Regions from separate parts of the Homo sapiens genome. Here region 1 is linked to region 2. A link is a loop called in an ENCODE intact Hi-C map of the cell type or tissue named here. Cell type or tissue: dorsolateral prefrontal cortex. All regions are shown on one strand. Each heading gives the region's core, and the rest is flanking DNA. Links, peaks and the distances in the headings are about the cores only.

Region 1 (11,791 bases), core at 1,807-9,806, 240 kb before region 2:
GCAGTGGGGAGCTGTGGGGGTCAAAGTGCCATCTCTCCAGCCTTGGTTCTCTGAGCACATGGGAGACTTGAAGGTCCATCCTGGATAATAGGGTTTCCATTCTTTCCATTTGAGAATCTAGGCAGTAGCTACACTGGGATGATGGTCACTAGAGATACATTTGGAGAATAGAACAAAAGCCTGGGAGGCTGATAGGGTGATCCCACTGTGGTCTCTGGTATGTTTCAGGGGACCAGAAAGGGATAGAGGCCTGGGGCTTGTGTTTGTACCCAAGCTTGTGGCCACTCCTAGCCTAGGTTGGGGGATAGAGCTTGCATCCCCTCTGTACCCCCAAGCTCTGACCTCTTCTGTGATTAATGAGCTGACGATTCTGCATCGATAAAGAATTAACCTAGAGCCCCTACCCATCAATAGTCAGGAGCCCAGATCCCCAGCCCCACCCCCCTCCAAACCAAATGCTCCACGGCCCCAGAGCAGACCAACCCTGCACAGTGTCATACACCTATAGCTAAGTCCTTTCCCCCATCCTGCCACCAGGAATTAACCCCTTAACTGCCTCAGCCCACCTCCCCTAGTTAGCTCCCCCACCACCCCACACACATAACACACAGGCAGCAACTGTTTATACTGGTTTAATCCATGTCAAATGTAGTTTACAAAGGGAAAGGACAAGTACCTTTGTATAGAATATACAGACACAGCATCACACCACAGGGCCCACGGGAGGGTCGGGGAGACGACACTTTTTCCCTGGGAAAGGCAGCTCTAATCCCAGGAATGGTTCTCAGCAGAGGCTGGGTGGCCAGGAGCACTGTCCTCTAGCCCCCTAACTCAGCCTCTGCTTCAGCTCGGTTCCCATTTCCTGCCTCTACCCCCCAACTCCTTATAAAGAGCCCCATGAGCTAAGACTAAGGAGAGGATCATGTCCCTTGGGGCGTGTGCCCCATGTCTGGGAGAAGAAATATACACCACTGAACACCGAGCACATGGGAGAGGGAAGGGACACCACAGGAGAGAGAGAGGCAGGTACCCCAAGAGGTGGATGGGCCGAGCTCCCAGCCAACCCTGAAGGAGGCGCTGCTTCCAGGGGTTCTTAAAAAAGAAGAAAATCATACAACCAAAGGGGGAGGGGACAGGTAGAGGGCGAGGAGTTGTCCCATTTATACACAACATTGTAAACATACACGGTCTATATTACATGTGCTTCAGTCTGGTGTTTGCATGTCTGTCTGTCCGTCTGTCAGTATGGGGGCTGGATCTTAGGAGCCGTGCCCCACTACTCCCCCAACCCCCACCTCCCTGCCCCACCCTGGGAACAGAGCTGGAACAGGTATGGCCCCCAAACCATAGGTGGGAGCCAGCAGGTAGTGCCTGGGCCACAGCCTCTACTCTGGCTCCAGAGTCCTGCGTGTGTAAATGTGTGTGTGTGTACGCATGTTTGAGTATGTGCATGTATGTACATGGGGAACCTGTGTGCAAGTATGTACAAAGGGAGACGGTCACTGTCACAGAGGCTGGGGGCAGGTGGGGCTGCTGGAGGCGAGGCCTGCCTGGGGCAGATAGCTCACAAGTAGATCCTCCGCAGGTCTCCGGGCGCTGTGATCGTGTTGCACTGAGGGCAGAGCTTCTTGGCACCCTGCAGGGAGAACAGGGAGGGCTCTGGTCTACACAATGAGCCATGTGTGCGCATGTGAGCACCTGGGCCTGCAGCCATGTCTCTCTGCACCAGTGTGTGCTGAGACCTTGGTCCTGTCAGCCCAGGCTGGGGACGCATAGGCAGCTTCTGTGAGCAGGCAGGCACGCTCCTGTGTTGGGGGGACGCCAGGATCAAACCGCCTGGCCAGCCCCGCAGCAGGAGCCCCAGTAATGAGAACAAGGCTGGGTCCAGCTGTGGCAGCCGCAGCCCTAACGAGATTACACGCGGCCTTTGATCAGGACACAGAGCCCACGTCCGAGCCTTTTATTACTGTCTCCGGGCGACATTTTAATGGCTGCTCCTGAGCGAAGAACAGGGGCAGGAGCAGAAGGAGCTTAGTAATGGGAGGGGGAGGGGCCAAGGCCCTGGTCCTGTTTACCTACAGCCAGCCTCCTCCTGACCCCAGGCCTCACCAGTCTGTGTGATGCAGTGGGCCTTCGGGGACCGGGGCGGGGAAGGGAGAATGCAGTGAACTCATGGAGGGGGAGAAGTTCCTAAACCTGCAGTTGGGGAGGAGAGGCAGCGAGCCTGGGGGTAAATATCCTGCGGGTAAATATCCTGGCTCCTGGCTCTGTTCTCCTTTGCGCCATGCTCCCCACTTCCCCCAGGCAGGCTCAGGCATAAGCACAGACATCTGGGCAGTGCCCGGAGCGGCCTCCCATTCCCCGACCCCCATGCCACCTCACCAGGGTCCGCAGCCAGCACTCCTCGCAGTGCACGTGCCAACACTGGATGGACGTTAGGGGCATCGAGTACGAGTCCTAGGGAGGAGGGGGCAGAGAAGGGGTCACTCTGAGGTAGGCCCACCCTCTCCAACTCCCCCAGAGGGCGTGGAAGCCTGACCAAGGGCACCCCTAGGTTCTTTTCTACTCACCATGCAGATGAGGCATTTGTAACGGTCCCCACGAGATAGCTGCCGTTCAAGTTCTCTGACCCGAGCCTTCAGAGCCTCAAACGTGGTCACAGCTGAATCTTCGGTGATTCTGTAAAAAGGAAGGCATGGTTGGGTAGCAGGCTGGCATCTCTCATCTGTACCTCCAGCCTACGCCTCCCTTGAATTCCAGAACCAAATACATAAATGTCCCCTAGGCATCCCTGCCTGCCCCCTTTCTCTGATAACCTGAATCTGCAAATTCCACATTCCAGAACTAAACTCCTCACCCTCTCTATTCCTCCATTCCCATTCGGATGAATTTCTACACCAGATACCAGGGAACCATTTTCAACCACTCCTTCGCAGTCTTCCCAACCACCCAAATCTGTCATCTCTCCTAGTATCTCCGGCATCTCTCCTCACCACCATGAGTCCAGGCTCTCAGATGTCTTCCACCAATTCCACCACTAACTTTTTCCAGACAGCCTTTCTGCCTCCAGGCCCCTCATCTCTATTCCACTCTCCCAGCGCCTAGAGGAATTTATGTTCTCAAAGCAAATCTCTCGTGGTGTGACTTCCAACATTCCAATGTCCCCCTTGGAGTAGAGAGCTCCACTACACTCCTTGGTCCAGCCCCAGCCCGCCGTACCCCTGAGGACCTTGCCACGCATTTTATGCTCGACTCCTATGTGTCACCATCCACGCCACCTTTTTCACTGCCTTGGCCTCTGCACTGTGATCCCTCTGCACCCCCTCGCCTGACTCACTAGCTCTGCCTCATCATTCAGATCTAGTTTTGTTCCCATGCCCTCCCAGAAGCCTTTTCCAGACCCCTGAGCCAGCACTGCACAGTGGCTCTCACAGCCCCCCGTGTGAACTCCACCACAGCAGTGTAAAGTTCCTGAGTATGGGTTCCCTGAGGGCGGGCTGCTCACTCCACCAATACTGACTATGGCCAAGAGCCCCACCTCAGGCATGGGACGTGAGCAAACACCTGCTGAAGAAAGGGCCCGTCCAAACTCCAGGGAGAGGGGGACAGATGCAGGGACTAGGCGTGTCCCACATGATCTAGGTCTCTTTGCCACAGCCCTGGCCTGCCTCCAGGGCTCCTTGTTACTTCCTAGATATATCAGATGCCCTGGTAGTCCTGTGTGTGGGCCAAGCCCTGCACCTGAAGGTCCCTCCTGCATTTCCAGGACTCCTTGGGCTGCACTGCTGAACAGGGAATAGCTAGGACTCTCTCAAGGAACCTTCCCACCCTCCTAAAACAAATGAACAGGATCCAGGGGAGCTCACAGATGGAGAAGAATGCTTCCTGGAAAAGTAGAAAAGATGGTATAGGAGACTGGCCTTAGGGAATAATAATGATAATACAAATAAAATAGCTAAAATTTATTAAGCACTTACTAAATGCCAGAGATTGTACTGAGGGATTGATAATTATCTTATTTACACCTTACAAAAACCCCATAAGATTCTAATATCTCCATTTTATATACAAAGAAACTAAAGCACAGAAAGATTAAGTAGCTTGCTCAAGGTCCCCACAGAGTCAGGGAGATGGGATTCAAACCTGGCAGACTGATTCCATGATCAACTAATAACTGTGTGATTGACCATGACTATACTGGCTACACCCAGGAGGAGGTGGGGCTCCAGGCCAAGGGAACAGCAGAAACAGAGGCCAAGAGGCCCAAGAGCCCAGTCTGGCTAGAAGGCCCACATGTAGGCAAAGTGCTACAGTAAGAAAGGAGATGGCATGCAAGAGGACCTCAAATGCCACACCTGAAGGAGCTGAAGTTTATCTCGTGGACAGCAGGAAGCTGCTGAGGATGCTGGAAGAGTGGGGGTACGAACAGCTCAGGTTTCACAGATGTACTCAATCAGGAAGCAGAGGCTGGACTGAGGCGGGGGAATCATAAGGGACGTGGACTTTGGGCAAGGACAGTCTCCTGGGGGCACCTGTTCTGCAGTTTAGGGGAGACAATTGGCTCAGGAAGCTTGAGAGCTTACAGGTGGCCTGTCATTGCTGGATGTGAGTGGTAATGGGAGTGCAGGGAGGGTAGTGGTCCCATTTCATGGGCAATACAACTTCAATCTCTGGCCTTTTTCCTTTGGGGAGCTAGCAGCAACACAGAGCGTGACTCCTTAGTGGCTGTGTCCTTGTATCAGGGACACTTAAATCCATCACCCTAGGGTCCATGATTCCCTCTGCCTTGCCTCTTTCCAGGGATGCCAAGAAAGGCTCTGACTCTTTCCTCCTGGTACTGGCTGATTCCCTGGGGGCTTCCATTTAGCTCTCTGGCTCTGGAAGCCTTTACCATCCCTTCCCTCCTCACAAGCCTCCGAACAGCAGGCTCCTTCCCTGGCATTTTGCACAATGCCATATGTGCCATCCCCATCTGGATTACAGGTAAATTCCTGATAAGGAGACAAGGATTTGTAGCTGTGCTCCCTTCCACTCCAAGGACTAAGCTGAGAATTTGCCTAGTCCTATATAGTTATGTCAAAGATGGGGAAACTAAGGCCTGCAGCTGGGGGCAGCCTACACCAGAATGGAGAACTAACTCCCAAACCCCAAATCAGAGAACTAGAGCTGGAATGGCAAAGAAGGATGAGGCCAGGAGAGAATGAAGCCATTTCCCATGCCATCTCCAAGAGCTACAAGGCCCCACTGAAGGCCAATAGCCAACTCCAGAGCCTACCTATCCTGGATGTGCTCAGCACACACCTGCCCTCCAATCTTGGCTCTGGCGAAATACCCAAGCCTCCAACCCCTGGTCCAGGCTGGCTGTGAGCTATTCCTGAGTCCCTCCAGGGCATGGGGTGGGGAGATTCCTGGAGGAGCCATGGCATCCTACCATTCCTTTTCCCTGAGTAGTAAAACAGATCTAGGGCAAGAAATAGAGAAATCACGGGGACTGATGGGCCCCAGTCTCAGCAGATCCAGACCCAGTGGAGAGCTCTGCACATGACTGAGCCAGTCTCCACCTCATCATAGAGATCCCTGCCTACGGGTGCCTGTGCTCACACAGGTGGGACAGAAATCCTGGCTCCCCCCAGCCTTGGGTGGGTTGTACCTTCATGGAAGCCACTGGCTCTGCCCCCACCTCCCCCTCGGGCGCCATCCCTGATTAATGATCTTGTCTTTCTGATTTATGAGCAGCCCCTCCAGACGAGGGTGGGTGCCCCTTACAACCCCGCCCGCCCTGCTCAGCTGGAGTAGGAGAGAATTATTAAATAAACATCCATACGTCATTCCTCCCCACCACAAGCTGGTTGCGCAGAACCCATACGGCCCGCTCCGGCGCTGACACGGAGCAGCTGCGGTGATTCATGGGCAGCCGGGCCCTGCGCCGCGGCCCATACATCATGCCAGCAGCACTCGCGGCCCCGGCCGAGATAAACTGATCAACCACAACGGGCTGGAATGAATTTATGACAACACAAAATGGAGGGAAACAAATGGGAGGTGACCCTGGGCCACCGACCCGGCCCTGCACCGGCCTCCAATCCACTCTCCTGGCAGGAGGCAAAGATGGAACACTGGCCCTGGAATGAAGAGGCTGCCTTTTAACCCCAGGCAACCTAGCCTGCAGTCAGAAGGTGGGGTGGGTACTGGAGTTAAGCAATGACCAATGGCAGCAGCACCAGGCAGCCTAGACTGGACAATGCCATCTCCTGAGGCCAGAACTGGCCTTCCTTGGGCTTCTGGGAAGGCAGGAAGATGCCCAGCTGATACCAAATCTTTGTGGTTCCCAGGGATCCAGGCCAGGGGTTGCTCAGCCCTGGGCAAAGTGCTAATGGATCCCTTTTCCTCTGCCAGAGAACCCAGGCCAAAAATTCCTACCAGAAGTGATGATACCCAATGTTCCTGCCTAAAATCCACTGCGAGTGCCACCCGGGACAAGAAAAATGAAACCAATTTAGCTCCCGATTAAGAAACAGAAACTGGAGATGAATCAAGTGTGCCGGCTGGGCTGGGCGGCCATACATCACATTCCCCGGGCGAAGGCCGCCGCAGCAGGCGGGCAGGCAGGCAGGCAGGCGGGTGGACTGCTCCTCCCACCGCCAAGGCTTCTGGGGCCGTGGCCCAGTGATCAATTCACAGAGTCACGCTTAGCACCAGCTGGGCTCCACTGCCGGCCGTGTGCCCAGGGCAGCAGCACTGAGCTGCACTTGGGAGGGCCAGAAGCCCTGGCAGCAGGCCTTCCTGCTAGCAAAGGGCCCCTCCTCCCACTGAACTGTGGTCCCAGGGCTCTCTCCTGGCCAAACACTTACTTCTCGATGTCGCTGTTCTTGCAGGTCTTCTGCATGGCCTCCTGCTTGCTGCTTTCACCATTGCTGGTGGATGGCATCTCTGCTGGGACAGAGGGGCAACTCACACTCCGGCCAGACTGGGCAGCACAGGTGAGGGGTTGGGCTTGAGTCAGTCACCACCATCTAGGGATACCCCCTCTCCCCCATTACTCCTAACCTGGGGCAGGACTTACCATCACTGGCCCATTTAGAGAACTCAGGTGTGATGCGCGTGCTGGGAGGGCCGCCACTGGAGGAAAGGAGGGAGGAAAAACAAAGTGAGGCCTGAAGGCGGGCAGGACAGCCCTGAGGGTCAGTACTGCGTTAACCCCTGCCTCAGGGCTTCCTGTTTCTCTGCTCCACCCGCCCAAGCCTGTGCCCACACTTGCTTTAGGACTGCGCCCCGAAGTGCCTCTCTCTCCTTGGCTTCACCAGGCTCCTCGCCTGTGCAGGGGATGACATCAGCCTCTGTGTATCTGGCATGGTGGTCAAGGACAATGGATCCTAGTTTGCAGCAGGCTATGAGGGTTGAATCCTCAGGAGAGCATGGCCCTCCTGGCCAAAGCTGAGACTCTGGCCCGGGGGGTGGTGCAGGTGAATACTAGAAGAGCTACTTTTCTTATTCCCTGTGCCTGCCCTATCAGCCCCACCAGCCCCCATAGTGCTCCAAGGATACTGTGGCTTCCCATACTCCAGAGTGTCATCCCCATCCACATCCAAGTCAGCATCACTGTCCGGGTTCTCTTTGCCGCTGCACATGATGAAGCCAGAGCCTGTGGGAAGCAGGGTGTGAGGAGGGCCTGGGGACAAGACGAGGCCAAGGGTGCCCCTCCTGTTGCCTCCAGGTAGGGGTTAGGCTTTGGACCTGATAAGGCCCAGAGGGAAACCTGGGCCTGGGATGTATAGAGCCAGATACTTCAGTGCCCCTGACCCTGACATTTCAGGCCCTTCACTCTGCAAACCTCATCTTTCTCTGCTACTGCATGCTGCTCCAAGTGGTCTCTGCTCATAAACTAGCCCATTCATATATTATGTCACGTCCTCGGGGACACTCAGCCCAGGCCTGCTGTCCACCTATCTTCCAGGTCTAGGAAGAACAGTAAGAGGACAGAAAAATTCAGGTCTAGGAATTTCACAGGAAAAGAGTGGGGCCTCCCCTATGCCCCATTATCCAGCCTGACAAGTCCATCAGAGGAGAGAACAGGCTGGCTAAGGCCAATCAGAGCCACAGAGTGGGACCCCCGGCCAACATCCTGATTTTGGCCGCTAGGTCCTTGCCAGCAAAAACACCAGGCAGCTGTTCAAATATTTGGTGTCTGAAGCGCCTGACATTAATTATTCATCTCCACCTCACTCAGCCCAGATTCCTGGACAAGTGCAGTTATAAAGGGATTAAGAAGGGACAGACGAGGGAGGACAGGCATGCACACCTACTTCTCAAAGCAGTCCATGAAGGCAACCAGGCTGAGCGGAGGCCAGGCCATGGGCCACGCAAGTGGCTGACCCCTGAGGTGCATCTGGCACAGCCACAGACGGACTCTCAGCTCAGAGGGAGGGGCGAGCTGCTGGGGCTACACCAGGCCTGCTCACCTGCCAGGCGATCTCTCTGACATCCAGGACCACCCTTCCTGATAGCCTAGGGTCAAGTGCTATAGAGCTGTTCCCCCCAGCTCCCCACTTCCTCCTAGTGGGTCTCAGACCACACCTCACTAGCCAGCACAGCCCTGCCAGGGACAAAAGAATGTGAGACTCTGTGGCTACTGGGATCAGCAAGGAAATCCTTAAAGAAGTGAGGAAGCAGCTTAGTATCTGCCTGATGATTTCAGACATTTCTGCTTGTCCACTCTTTCCTCTCAGGTCCTTATACTCTCATTAGGGTATGTCTTGTAGGGAGTCCTCAGGCCTCTTATCTGTTCCTTCATTCTGCTTACCACTGAGTTCTGACCACCTTTCCTCCTGCTCCAAAACCATTGATGGCTCCCCACTGCATGCACAACCAAGCCCAGGCTCCTCAGCCAGATCCATGAAGATCTGGGTCCATTTATGTCTTTACTCTTGCTCTCTACTAATTCACTCTGTAAACCCCAAGCATGTGCACACACAGGCTGCTCACCAAACCACAAACATAGCCTGTATATGCTGCTCTTAAGACCCCTGCTCATGCTATTCACTCCATCTGGAATGTTCTCCATTTTTCAAGCCCTGAAAAACACTGAGTCTTGATCCTTCTCCCTTCTACCCCACCAGTCTCTGGTCTCACAAAGACACCACCAATCCCAAAGGCAAGCAGCATCGGGAAGGAAAGATGCCAGGCACAGCCTGCAATCCACCTCTCCCTGACAGTCCTCATTTGCCCTCTACCCTGAGGCACTGACACACTTGAGGCAGCAGGCAGGTCAGGTCAGCAGCAGGGCCATTAAGCTGAGAAAACACCAAGTTACAGCTCTGTCTCCTGTACACGGCCAGGTGTCCTGACAAGCAATTCCCGCCTTGTGGGTGAGTGGCACCTCCATAAACCCTCTGACAGTTTGGGAGACAAACTCCACCATCAATCAGAATGTAGCTATCAGGTTCACTTACAGCTTGCGGCACCCAAGTCCTGCCAACCCCCCTTCCCCAAGTACACGCAGCTCAGCAGCTGGCCTCACATCTTCTGCTCGGCCTGGCCCTGCCTAGCCCTGCCTTATAAGTGGAAAGCAGAGAACCCTGGCACCACATGTGAGCCCAATATGGCTCCATGGCAAAGCAGAGAAAACAGGGTACCCCAAAGCTGCCAGGAAAAGCCCCAGCTTCTCAACGCAGAAAGCAGCCCTGTAGCCTGAAGTCCTTTTCTCTGTAGTCTTACTGCCCACCATGCCTGGCCCAGGACTCATACTCCATTAAACAGAGCTACTGTGGTCTCCCAAATCCTGTGCTTTCTCATGCCCCCATGCCTCCGCACCTCCTGCTCTCTGCCTAGAACCTTCTCCCTCCTGGTCTACAATATACATGCCTGCTCCTTTGGCAAGTCTGACTCAGCCCAACCATGCCTCCTACCATTAACTCACAGTGCCCACACAGAGCAGCTGCTCTCTAAATCCCTGCTAAAGGAAAGAACTCTCACCTCAATGCCATTCTTTCAACCTTTATTGGGCTCATCCTCTGTTTGGCTCCATGTTGAGAATAGAGAGCTTCAAGATCTGATCCCTATCCTCATGGTGCTCTGCGTGGCAGATGGGGCTTCCCACGTTCTTATACACAGGTGTCCCTTCCCTGGTGTCCACCCAGAATCCTGTGTAACTCCAAAATCATATTTATTACCACCTATTGTCACTGTCCCTCACCAGAGTGGAAGCTGCAAGGGTCCCAAGTTTGACTCACTGTTGTGATCTCAGCATCACCCAGCAGAGCTGGCCAGGCTGATGGCTGGTGCCACACAGCACACCCCAGCAGTACTGGCTAAACACTGGCGACACTGCTCTATTAGGTCCTAGTTAGCTGGTGGCCTAGAGAAATCTCTCAGGATACAACTTTCCTTATCAGATCCCAGCTCCCAGCCGGGCAGCAGCTTTCTGTTCCGCTGGCCAGTGAGGCAGGATGGACAGCACGACACACTTTGTTTGCCAAAGAAAAGGCCTCTGCCTCTGGTCTGAGCCATTCACTCTGACCCTGACCCCATCCTCCAGCTGAGACAGATGTTGGGAACCTCTCCCTACCCCCACAGGTGTTCAGAACAGGCTGCTGCTGCCAATTTCACTCTTGTGCTGCCCCAGCCTGCTCCAACCTCTTTCCCAGCACATTAAACTTTATTTTCTTAATGAAATGTCACTTGCTGACTTCTGGCAGAATCATAATAAAAAGAAACGGCCATAAAGCCGTTTTATGCAGACAGCGCCCCCGCCAGCTTGCCCCCCCTCCCGCTTGGAGAGGAAGGCTCCACAGTCGTTTGATGTTCTCAGCTGCTGGAATATCCCAAGCCAGTACTCAGAGGCAAGATGGCACAGACAGCTCCTTTCCAAGTCTCTGGCTCCTCTTCCATGTAGCTCCAGCGATAACAGGCAAGCTGCCACTCCTACTACTGCTATCTAGGGAAGGAACTCAGCCCCCAGGACCTCCAAGATGGCCCAGAGTACCCTTCAGTCACCAGGGAGGGCCTCTTGCTACAGTTCTGCCCCAGCTTAAAGTGGCATAAAGGCCTGAGCCCCCACCCATAGGCAACCTAAGCCTGATGGTCAATGATACCCAGCAGGGTGGTGCCAGAGTTGTCCATTCCTGGCGGGGTGGGTAGTGCAAAAAAAAATATCCTTCTCCTCACAGTGAAAACTGAGCAACAAAGAGGGAGAGAGTTAAGTGCAGAAATGAAACACAGGTCTACGTTTTATAAAAACGACCCTTCTCCCATAAACTCATTTCTTCCTGGGTTATTGAGAAGGGAGAAAAAAAAAATCAGTGTTAATTTAATCAATTGATCAGATGATCGATTGAGAAACTGGAGATGCCCGTTTACTGGGGGCAGTATCGTCCTGGAACCTGAAACCACAAAAAAGGAGGCATCGATTTCCTCACCTGCTGCTCCCAACAAAACCAGAGCCCAGGGAGAAAGGAAACGTCTCGGGGCCCTCCAGGGGCCTGTGCTCTCCAACACGGAGGGCAGGGGCAGCAGCTTCCGGCGAGTTTTACACTGGAATTAGTTACAGATGCAGTTACGGTGTCTTGTGTAAACGCCATCGATTGGGGAGCTGACAGTCTGGGGAGCTGCGATGCGGGACAATCAATCGGCCTGCAGTGTCACCTGCCACCTCGCTGAACAGTTGACAATGCAATTATCCAGTGTGGAGGCAGGGAGTTGGCGTGTGTCAAACGCACTTAGCCACTTTCCGGGCCTCCTCGATAACGCGTTTCACTGCCTCACGTCAGGAGAGACGCAGAGAGACAGACGCCGT
Region 2 (11,791 bases), core at 1,371-9,370:
AATCAACAATATTTTTCCAGGCCACATCTCTTTTACTTCATTGCGTGGGCGTTGGTCTCCATGGGGGAGGGGGGAGTGCTTTTTTTCTTTTTTTTCTTTTCCCTTTTCTTTCTTACCCTCTCCTCACATTAACAACTTGTATAGATGAGGCTTCAGCTGACCACAGTCATTATGAAAATCTATAGTTAATACACTCCCAATGTCAAAATGTCATGGGTTTAAACACAGAACCCAAAATAAGAAAACTAACTGACCCTCTTAATTAAAAAAATATGGATTGTAAGATAATCAGCTTGATGGAGCATTTGGGTGACTGTGAAGAACCCGGCAAAGGGAAAGTAAGTAACTGTTACTTTTCTGCCTCTATGCTGATTTTTTTTAATTTAGCACTTCGTGCAAATCCAGATTAAAATAACTCCAGCTATTGATCCGAGCAGTGGAATTGACATTAATTTTAGTTCACTTCTCACTTTGCAAAGGGATCAATAGGAAGTAATAACAGCTGACATCCCCGCTGAAAGGAGGAGAAAGAAGGGCTGAAGACAGAAATCGAAAAGCAACCAAATAAATCATCAGCTACTTTTCCACGGCATCAGACAAACTCCAAACAGATTGCAAAAAGTCTTTGTTGAATTAACTAAACAAGGAGGAGGGATCAATCCACGAAGCTAAATAAATTGTCTGGCAGGCAGTGAGGTTGGACGGAGGGACCAACAAATATTGAGTTAAAAAATTTCAAATCCTTGACGTGATGGGTTTGGTTCAGTTCCGTATCTGTGGGAGTTTGTTTGTTTCTTAAATCACACTCCTGACCCTGGTTTAAAGTGATTGCAAAACGCCAGCTATCTGAATAATTAGTGAGATTACTAATTGCGTGGTTAAACACGCCAGAACCAAGACAAATGAAACGAAGACGTCCGCGTTTGGAACGTGAAAATGTCTGAGGCTGGGCTGATGCGCAGCGCTCCGCGCTCTGCGGAGCGAACTAGCCACTTTCGCACAGAAAAACCGAAAGCCCAAGAGAAAGTCTCAGAGAGTAGGTAATCTCCCATCCCAGTCCAAGGTCTGGGCTTCCTGACCTGCGCCCGGGATCGGCATAGAAGGAAGCGGTGCTGCTGCCCCCTCTGCCTCCGCCGTAGCTGAGAGCCAAACCCCTTTGCAAATGACTGCCACAAAGAAAGCTGCAAAGGGCTCTTTCCCGGAGCCGAGCTCAGGGCGCCCACCAAACTACGGCTCTGCTGGCAATTAAAATGCACACACAACACTCCTCTGCTTATTACAACAGGTGACAGTTTTGTGGTCTCTGAACCGTTTCCAAAAGCCAGGAATTAAAATAATAGAACAAATTAAACGATATTTTTCCTTTGCATAAATAAACTTTTAAAAAAATTAACAAGGAACTTAAAAAGCAAAGAACAATGGGAAATGAGGCAGAGTAGTGGGGGGTTGTTAAGAACGCAGGAAAAAAATTTTTTTTTTAAGTTCACAGACTTCTTCGCTTGAAGAGAATTCCCGCACACCAAATGCCCAGGGGGTATTTGGAAACACCGCTCTAACAGAAATTTTACCACCATATGCGAGAGCTCAGGGAACATAAGGCTAACACAGTTCCCGGGCTAGGGCCGACGCCTGTGTTTCAGGCATGGCCGGGTATGGTCCCAGATTTGGACCCGGGTTCAGGCCCAGCTTGGCCAAAGGGTGCGAATCCGAGACAGCCCGGGCCAGTCCGAGAGTGCGGGGTCGCGGGATACTGGCTCAGCGAGCGGGTGCATTATTCAGCTCGGAAGAGTCTCGACTGGGAAAAAAAATCAACTCTTTTAGGGAAAACGGGGGAAGAAGAGGTGAAGGCGAAACCTACATAAACTTGGGCCCAACGCGGAGCCGAGCCCACTACTCTTTGGCCCGACCTCTCCCTCCGGCTCTCGGTTGCCTTTGTATATAGAATACTCTGGGTCCCAACAACCTCCGCACGAAACAATCTGCGCCCAACTTTGGGCAACCAAAGCGCCAGTCCAGGAAGAACCGACACGTGCAAGGGCCCCTGGTCCGCAGCCGCGCGGGGCCCGCGGGGCAGGGGCTCAGAGCTGCCAGCCTTCGACCAAAGTCCAAGGACCTCCAGCCCCCGAGCAGCCCCGCCCCGGGGGTCACCCGGGTCCCGCCGCCGCGCGCACCACCGCTTCAGCGGGCAGCCGCGGACTCCTCCACTCCCGCTTCTCCTGCAAATACGGACCGGCGCGGGGCTGCCGGGCCCTTCCAGCTCCTGGACTGCGGATGCGCAGTGCGGGAGGGAGGGTTCTGCGGCCCGCACCGCGGCCGTCCGGCCGCCGCACACCGCGCGGCTCGCAGAACAGGTGTGTGTCCCCGCTCGCTCCGCGCCCGGCCCCGGCCCTGTCGGCCACCAGCGGCGCGACGCGGCGCCGCCCCGTCCTCGGCCTTCCCCAGCCTTGCCTCGAAGCGCAGCAAGCGAACTCACGCCACTTTTGCCGGGTCTCTGCGGGCCAGGAGGGATCGGCACGGAAGACGCCAGCACCGCTCTTCCTCGACGCTCTTTCTGCCTTTCCCCCCTCTGCTCATTCCCCTTTGCAGGAAGAGCCCGCGAGACGGAAAGAGGAGGCCAGGCAAGGCAAAGCCCCCCTGCCCACTCTGCTCCCCCCAGTCCCCTCGCTGCTTCCTCACTGCCGCCCTTTTTTTTCTTTATTTTTCCTTTCTCTCCCCTTTGCCCCTCAAGCCGAGTCCGGAGCGGAGGCGAGAGGCAAGATGTGGCTGCTGGGCGTCGTGGGCAGCGAGTGCGGTGCTCTCCCCCTCGGCGGCTCCCGGGCCAGTGGGCCGGCGCAGACCCCAGACGACCCGGGCCGGCCAGGTAGGGCTGTGCCCCCACACCTATGGCCCGGGCCCCATGCACCCACCCAGTGCGACGCGCGCCTGGCTCAGGGCCGGAACACGGGCTCTCCGCTGGAGCTGCATCCACGACCCGAGAATGCAGGGTGTGCTTAACGGGAAGCGAGAGCTTTCCCCCTGCCTCCTGGCTGCCCTAGTCCCCGCTACTTCGGGACTCCTGCGCGCCCTCGCCAGCTGGGGTCGACCTGGGCCGCGAGCTCTCGGAGAGGCTCCTGGACTGGGGGATGAACCGGGCATCCCCTCGGATGGCCTCACCACCGTGGGCGGCCTCGCCCGGGGGGCCACACGGAAGCTCTCCGCCCAAGTTTGTTGTGCCCTGGAAGAAAAGGCTTTCTCTTACAAAGCACAAAGGCGAAACGCCCAGGCCGAGCCCTGAAAAGCCCCGGGTTGGGGGGCGGGGGTGGGGTGGGGGAGGCCGGAGGCTCCGGAGTGCGGTGGCGGGGCTGGGTTCCGGGCAGAGAAGGTCGCTCGGCCCGGGCTGACAAGCGCGGCGGCAGTGGCCGCAGGACCGCAGCGACCGGCGTGCTCACTGAAAAGTTTTGTTCTTAAGTCAGAAGAGAAATTGTTACTCAGTTTAAGGCAGGTCTAAGATAAAAATAAAACTACAAGTAGAGTAGTCAAGTAGCCCTCGTCTCCACGATCGTCCTCCCGCCTTGCTCAGTAGAACCGCTGGGAGAGGGGGTCCCGACCCCGAAAATCCCGGGAGATCCCACGTGTCGGGCTACTCTACGGCCAGGCCGGTCCAGCCCAGAGGAGTGGGGAGTTTACCGGTGGCGTTTAGAACGGTCCGCCTCTATGCTAGCACCTGCCTCCTTCCTGCCCGCAGAGGATCCATCCATCCTACCCCACCTCCCTCCCTCCACACCCTTCACACCCGCCCCCGCTAGGAAAAAGTCAGCCGAGCACCCGGGGTCCAGGGCTAAACAGCCACTCCCCGGGTATCCCGCGGAGCCGGCTGTGTGTGGGGTGGAGGCTGTCGGGGTAGTTTCTCATTCGGCTCGCCCCTTCTCCATCCGCCCGCCGCCTCGGGCTCCCCACTGAGTACCACCCAGCCCTGGCCTCGCCGGAAATCAACGCGGGGTACATAGGGGAGCCCGGAAATCACCGGGGGGTGCACCAGAGAGCCCGGCGAGAAGGCATTCTCGATATCGACCCGAACAAAGTGGGAATGGGGCTTATTAAGAGACGGAGAAAAGAAGTCCTGCTCCCTTCCCTTGCAGTGCCCTCACCCTCCCAACTTGTCCAATTCCCGCGTCTGGTCCCTCCCCCTTGCACCTCCCCCCCTCCCCAAATAAAACACATTAAGGAAAACTCAAGACGGAAAGTTTGAGCGAGGCAGCGCACGGAGCGCGCAGGGCGCCGATGCCGAGAGGCTCCGTCGCGATGATCCAAGACGCGCCAGTCCGAGTCCCAGTCCCTGCCCCCGTCCAGAGGGAACCGCCCGAATCCCTAGGAAACGGACCCGGAAAGTTAGCCAGGTTCCTGAACAAGCCGGCCGCCCTCGCACCCACCCCTCTTGGGTACGCACACACGTCCACACCCCTTTCTGATCTCCATACTTGCCGTGGAAATTCCTTGGGAGAACGGTCGCACTTTTCAGGACACGGAGGGAAGCAGGCGGAGAGTGTGGTGCATGAAAAGTCCCGGGTTCGCAGAGCCGGCGGAGGCAGCGGCGGCGGCGGCGGCGGCAGCGGCAGCAGCAGCAGCAGCAGTAGGCGGCTGGCCCCGGGTTTGTGTTCGCGAGCTGCCTGGGATTGCATGTACAGATCAAGAGACTCAGTTGGCGTGAGAGAAGGAGCAGTGCTGCCTCTCAGCGCTGGATCTAATCAGTGAATGAGCCTCCACTCTCCCAGGGACTCGGAGACACACACACGCGCGCACACACACACGCACGCACACATTCTCTCACACTCACACACATACAGGCACTCTGAGCACTGAATACATTAGGGCACTAAGGGACTCTGGGAAATGAAGTCCAGACCCAGGGCACTCCTGGAGAACAGACCTGCTGGCCCTCACCAAAGAGCTTGGAAGTCTTGGGGTCGCGAGCCATTGTGAACTAAAGAGAGCGTTGGCTTTTGTTTACATCCCTCCTCCCCCACCCGCAAAGGTCTCAGTGAATGGTTTCGTGCTTGTTGTTCTTCCTTTCCTGAACCAAAAGGGACCAAGAGTAAATGGGCAAAGCTTGAAGACTGACATCCACTGCTGCTTAAATGACCCCCAAATCCTGGGTCCCTCAAAATCTCTGTCTTTTCCCAGAAAAATCTTACCTGCTGCTTTGTTCCTGGAATGCTTCTCTGGGTCTTTGACTATAATAATAAATAATAAATGAATATTAATAAAACTGTAACTTTTGGAGGAGGTGAAGGCCTAGTATAGCATCCAGATGTGAGAATAAAATTTTTTATTGGTGTTTTATTGATGTTTATATTACAGTTCATTTCAGATCATTTCATATCATCCTATAATTCATCAAACACAAAGATAAACAGGGGAAATGGATAGAGAACTAACATTCCTGAGTGCTTTCTAGGAGCCCGGTTATGAGACTAAATGCCTTTACATAATTTCATTTACTCCTAAGATTAATTCTGGAGATAATAATATTACCACTAGTTTATAGAAGAGGAAACTGGGGTTGAAAGGGTTTTGTAATTTGCCCATGAAAACGTGGTTAACAAGTCTTGGATAGCAGGTAGTTCTAGTTCTGAAAGCAAAGTTCAACCAAAATCAAATCCTGGTTTAAGAAGTCATTCCTGGCCGGGCGCGGTGGCTCACGCCTGCAATGCCAACACTTTGGGAGGCCGAGGCGGGCGGAACAAGAGGTCAGGAGTTCAAGACCAGCCTGACAAACATGGTGAAACCCTGTCTCTACTAAAAATACAAAAAGTAGCCGGGCGTGGTGGCATGCGCCTGTAATCCCAGCTACTCAGGAGGCCAAGGCAGGAGAATCGCTTGAACCCGGGAGGCGGAAGTTGCAGTGAGCCGAGATCACACCATTGCACTCCAGCCTGGGTGACAAAAAAAAAAAAAAAAAAAAAAGTCATTCTTTTGTTTTGTAGTTAAGTGTCTAAAACCTCAGATTTCTCATCTGGAAAAAAAAAAGGGAGGGTGGGGAGAAATGGAGTACACACTGATAATCCACTTTACAGAGAACCACATAGGATTATAAATTGTCTAAAAAGAATGAGACTCAAAATCTCATTCTTGCTATTATTTCATTGTCCTTTTTACTTATGTTTAACATTAAGGTAGCATCTAAATATTAAGTATGTTTATGTATATGTGTGCTGTTGGTATTTTAAAATTTTAATTGGCAACTCTAAATAAATTGTTAATTTGATCACTTAGAGTTCTACATTTACAACTATTTCTATAATTCGTGATATCAGGATTATTTGTTGAGGAACTTTATTTTTATTTATTTATTTTTTTTGACATGGAATCTCACTCTCTCGCCCAGGCTGGAGTGCAGTGGTGTGATCTTGGCTTACTGCAACCTCCGCCCCGAGTTCAAGCGATTCTCCTACCTCAGCCTCCCAAGTAGCTGGGATTACAGGCATGCCCCTCCATGCCCAAATAATTTTTAGTAGAAATACGGTTTCACCATGTTGGCCAGGCTGGTCTCAAACTCCTGACCCCAAGTGATCCGCTTGTCTCGGTCTCCCAAAGTGCTGGGATTACAGGGGTGAGCCACCACGCCTGGCCTGTTGAGGAACTTCTAATCCATGTTTAATCATTCATTCATACACCAGCATTTATTATGTTAGGCTCTATTCTTTCCACTAAATTATTATTTCCTGCTGGATTGTAAACTTCATGAAGTCAAGAACCATGTTTGTTGCATTCTACATCATACCCTAAGCACCTTACAGCATCAGTCTCTTAGTTGAATGAATAAACGAGGATATAAAAATGAACTCCTGTCCTCAAAGAGCTCACCATCTAGTAGAGGAGACAAAGAAAGAGTTAGAAATCAATTTGATAACCACTGTAATAAGGATGACCTTAGAATTTATTGATCTAACTGAGACAAGTTTGATGATAAAAAAGGGACACTTTTAATAATTACACTGGGATGACAAATGTCAACAAGGGCCATCCTGGGCCAAGCAGATTGAATGGTCACCCTAGCTACATAAGGTATTTCATTCATTCATTTAACAAGCATTTATCGAGAACTCTCTTGCCTGGTGTGTTAAAGGAATTATAAGCCACTGATTTCCCTCAAAATTGAAATATGAAACATTGAGCAGCAAGAGATAGGCAGGAGAAGTGGGCCAAATCACAAAAGGCTTTGTATACTAAGCTAAGGAAAGTGGATGTTATCCTACAGATGATGAGAAACCCCTAGAGGGTTTTAGGGGTGTGACAGGGTAGGATTTCTGTTTTAAAACAAGCACTAGTTCCTGGGTGGACAAGGTGGAGGTTAGACAAGAGGCAGGGAGGCCAATCAAAAAGTCTATCTCAAGTAATTCAGTTGAGATGAAGTAGGGCCTGAACCAAGGTACTGGGGCAGAGTGAGTGGAGAGGAGGGGACACATTACAGTGAGATCTAAAAGGTAGAATCAACAGGATTTAGCCATTTTAGTATGGTGGATGAAGGCAGAAGGAAGACTCTATATAAATCCTAAATAAGATTTTATTATTTATAGCAAAAGATGTTGTCAGTACTTTAATGTTTATCAGTAGTAAAAGGCTCCCTCAGACTAACTTAGAGAGTTCCCGTAGATCCAGTGCACATTCTCACAGATAGATGATACAGATAAGAAGGCCTGTTCAATCATCAAGCCAAATATTTTTAGCTGTTACCACATGCAGTGGTCCTCACTACGATGCAAGTACTCAGAAACTAGAATTAATCACTGTCTATAACAGCAATCTAAACGAATAAATTAAATGCAAATCCCTCATAAAATCAGAGCAAAATTATGTAATGCAAAATTGAATATGTAATACCTCACTAATTCACAGGTCATATGTCCAGCAACCTCAGCTATCCAAAACACAATGAAGCAGGAAATAAGCAAAAAGGGTCCCAGAATAGCCAAAATAAACATTACAAAGTCCATGCACTAAAGTTAACACATTTCCCTCCTAGGAGAATTACACAAGCCTTCATTCAGAGCCGATTTATTCTTTCTTAGGTACAATTCTAATAAGCTTGATTATTTGGCTTTCCCATTCACAGCTGATTAAGATTGTCAAATTAAAAGGGGGCAGCCATTAAAAAGAATGATATAGACTAGGATGTATTGACATAGAAGGATACCTATTATATACTGTCGAGTGAGAAAAGCAAGTCATACAACAGTATGTACAATATGATTTGATATTTGTCCGTATACGTGTACACACACATTGACAGAAAAAGGCCTGTAGGGATACATTAAACCGTTAACAATGGTTATGGCTAGGGAGTGAAAGTGTGGACGTGACAGGGTGGGGGGTTAGACAGGAATGAAGGGAGGACTTTGACTTTTTACTCCATAGACTTCTGTTTGTTTTCAGTGAACATATATTAGTTTTGTAATTTTAATATCCGTTAAAACGTATATAAAAAGAGCAAAGGGTAGTGTTGTTAGAGCAAGAACACTGACAATGAGAAATGGTGACCGAACTATAAGAAGCAAGCACCATAACTCAAAAACTACAACAAAATAGGGTTATTTGGTGTGAAGGCAAAAAGCCCTATCCCATCAGTGCTCCCAGCGGATGTCATGAATTCCAACCAAACATATCCTGATACTTTTGGGGATAGGTCATCAAGGAACACATTACACTTAGTATATTTTACTTATGAGAGTAAGCACACGTGTGAAAATATAGAAAAATAAATTCCTACCAAAATGATTTAAACAGAAGATTTTGATACTTTAAGAAGTAAATTTCAGTTGTCTGGAAAATATACTTTTGTGTAACACATCATTCCCTGAAGATGAGAAGTAAAGGAGATATCACTTTATATAAGAACAGAGGTGATGCAGAGTAAGGAATGGTCCACAAATTCAACAAACATTTATTGAGTGTCTACCAAGTGCCAGTCACTAAGAATAGAAAGATAAATAATAGTGCCTGCCCTAGAGAGGTTTATAGTCCAACAGCAGAGATGGATTGGAAAGCAAATACATATGGCACAATGAAAGCAGTGCTATAATGGATATTCTGAGTATAGGGTGGTAGAAACACAAAAGAAGGAGGTGCTGAGTCTGCCTGGAGCTATTAGGAAAGGAGGCAGAGACAGAAGTGGGTGTTTTAAAAAATAACTATCATATGGGATGACATTTAAGCTTCGTTAAAAATGACTGTTATATGGAATGACACTTAAGTTGGGCTTTGAAGGATAAGTAGTTTATCAAGGGAGAAAAATAGGAAGAGCACTCCAGGATGAGCAAATAGCGTATGCAAAGGCACATGAAATTTCCTGCCACATTCCGATAGTACATCTCAAATTTTTCCTCAAGAAAGAGGTGGTGCAGGTGGTGATGTCTAAGGGCAAGCCTAAAATGGCTTGCCACTAGCTTGAAATTTATGTATCCTGTTTTATCTTGAAAAATGAATGAAAATTTTGCCTTCAATTCCACAAATATATTAAGCTTTAATATAAAACCATGTTTTAAATTACTTATCATTTGATAGAACTGATGCTCCAGAAAGATGCACCACATTTATTTGGTGCTTTCTCACATCCAAAGCACAACACTAAATAAACCAGGGGCATTCATTCCTAATTTGAAAAACATTCAGAAATTGGGCTGGGAGCTGAAAAAAAAGATGTAGAAGATATAAGGGGAGACTGGAAAAATAGATTAATGGACTGTGAAAGATCTTGTTTGTCACATTAAGGAACTAACTGGACACTCCCAGTGTCTAGCCAACTCCTATTTATACTTCAAGACTTTGTTTGGGATGGACTCTTCCAGGAAGCCACCCTGCCCACCAGCCTCTCTTCTCCTCAAATCTGATTATCATAGCAGTCTATGCATGCATCTATTCATTTATCACATTGTACTGGAATTATCGATTGTTTTCAGATTCCTCTAATAGACTCTGATCTGCTTAAAGCAGAATTCTGTCTTAGTTGTTTTGCGTGGTACTTAGCACAACAGATACTGGTGTCTGTCGGACTCAACTGATTTAGATAAAAGGACAAGATTCAGAAAGTACTACCTGGTCTAGATTCTAAAGCTTCTTGAAGGTAGGGCCTGCTTGCGTACCACTGCATCCCAAACACTTCACACTCACTGGAAACATCCAGTAGGTGATTGATAAAAAGTGCAGAATGAATGAGTGAAAATTCTCAAAACAGGAATGACATGATCAGATCAGGGTTTAGAAAAATAAAATTGGAGGCAATTTTAAATGTAGACTGGAGACGAGTAAGACTGGAGACAAAGAAATTAGGGAGAAAAAATGCAAAAGATACATAGGACAAATTGGTAAAAGATTGCCTTTTCTTAAAAATGTTTTTCTAATTGGCTAATTTGATTAGATGTTTATATTTATGTTACAAGACTGGTCTTTTTATTCTCTTAGGATTTCCTGATGGAGGATATTCAGTTGCCTTGTTCCCTGACCCCAGCTGCCTTCAGGCTGGTGTCTTCTTGTACATCTGGAGGTCACTGAGGGCAGTGACTATGTCTTATTCATCTTAGTATCTCCAATGCCTAGGACATGCCTGCTCAATAAATGTTTGCTGAATGAATGAACACATAAATTGATCTATTAGTATACTGTACTCAAGCTCCGACCAAGACACAGAGGACCTAATGATCCCCAGTGTGTGGGTTTCTGGATACAGGAAACAGAACAAATAAAGCAAGACTGGATACAAATGCACACCTATTCCACAGGTAACACAGGGTAAATTTCTCTCTCTGACCCTTCCATCCTCATTCTGAAGAATAACTCTCATTGAGTGAAAATCAATAAAAGTCATTTTAAGGGAAGTAGGTTTAGAAAAAGGCCCTGAAGGAGGAGCAAGGAGGAGGGGAACTTCAAGTTTGAGCAATCTGGACTTTTAAAATATATATATAAGGACTTGTAAGCTTCAAAAAACCTTCACAAAATAAAAAGTCTGCTTTTCTACACTCACTTTCAAAAGGAATCTCCCTCATCTATGCCCAACACATAAACCAGGAGACTTTTTGAGATTTCCAGTTTTATCACCCAAAAAGAAAAAATAAATTCACAGTAGAAATAATAAATCCTCCATTTTTCATATTGACTCCAACAAGAAACTTTCTGAAGTAGTTGCAGGTAGCTCCCAAAGACAGTCAGCCAATATCAATGCCAAGATTGACCGTCTGGCAATCTAGCAACAAATATTTACTGACTACATACTATGTATGAATCAAGGCAGTAGGAAGAAGCTGTAAAAGATGCCCACCCCATCCCCCCAAAAAGGCACAAAATGCACTTCCTATCCCCTAAGAAGCTTGTAGAATTGTAGCATTAACTCATAATCAAAAGAAAGGTTAAATAAACCCAAATTCAATTTTATAATGCAGATAAAATATATCAAATGGGTAATACAGGCAAATTGTTGCAGGTTTTCAAAAGCCAGAGAAACCATCATGGTTTGAGATGTCCTTAAGTGTTTTGGACAAAGATAAGATTTTTATTATTATTATTATTATTATTATACTTTAAGTTTTAGGGTACATGTGCACAATGTGCAGGTTAGTTACATATGTATACATGTGACATACTGGTGCGCTGCACCCACTAACTCGTCATCTAGCATTAGGTATATCTCCCAGTGCTATCCCTCCCCCCTCCCCCCACCCCACAACAGTCCCCAGAGTGTGATGTTCCCCTTCCTGTGTCCATGTGTTTTCATTGTTCAATTCCCACCTATGAGTGAGAATATGCGGTGTTTGGTTTTTTG

Evidence for each region. Hi-C counts contacts between places; a loop is a spot of excess contacts. Peaks named below come from ENCODE experiments on the same cell type or tissue, not always from the same donor. Only the 100,000 strongest peaks of a DNase experiment are listed, where the experiment ranks them.
Region 1: it touches region 2 in a loop (2.3-fold over the local background); 8 of 110 quality-filtered maps call a loop at or near these places.

The regions. Positions count from the first base shown.
Region 1 is chr1:44,640,549-44,652,339 of GRCh38, reverse strand. It overlaps RNF220 (ring finger protein 220), which reads right to left. Exons shown (of 15, transcript NM_018150.4): 9 at 7,546-7,642; 10 at 7,259-7,345; 11 at 7,064-7,119; 12 at 6,852-6,930; 13 at 2,571-2,679; 14 at 2,383-2,457; 15 at 617-1,636. The coding sequence ends at 1,565. It overlaps LOC107984950 (a long non-coding RNA gene), which reads left to right and starts at 2,674. Exons shown (of 2, transcript XR_001738031.2): 1 at 2,674-6,980. RefSeq lists an enhancer at 1,475-2,056. In dorsolateral prefrontal cortex, for the core only: a CTCF peak has its summit at 6,669; a DNase peak (open chromatin) is centred at 6,709; H3K27ac peaks cover 8,000 bases.
Region 2 is chr1:44,398,197-44,409,987 of GRCh38, reverse strand. It overlaps RNF220 (ring finger protein 220), which reads right to left and starts at 4,733. Exons shown (of 15, transcript NM_018150.4): 1 at 4,458-4,733. RefSeq lists enhancers at 875-1,551, 3,318-3,840. In dorsolateral prefrontal cortex, for the core only: no CTCF peak of the experiment used is centred there; a DNase peak (open chromatin) is centred at 4,707; H3K4me3 peaks cover 3,852 bases; H3K27ac peaks cover 4,156 bases; H3K27me3 peaks cover 4,970 bases.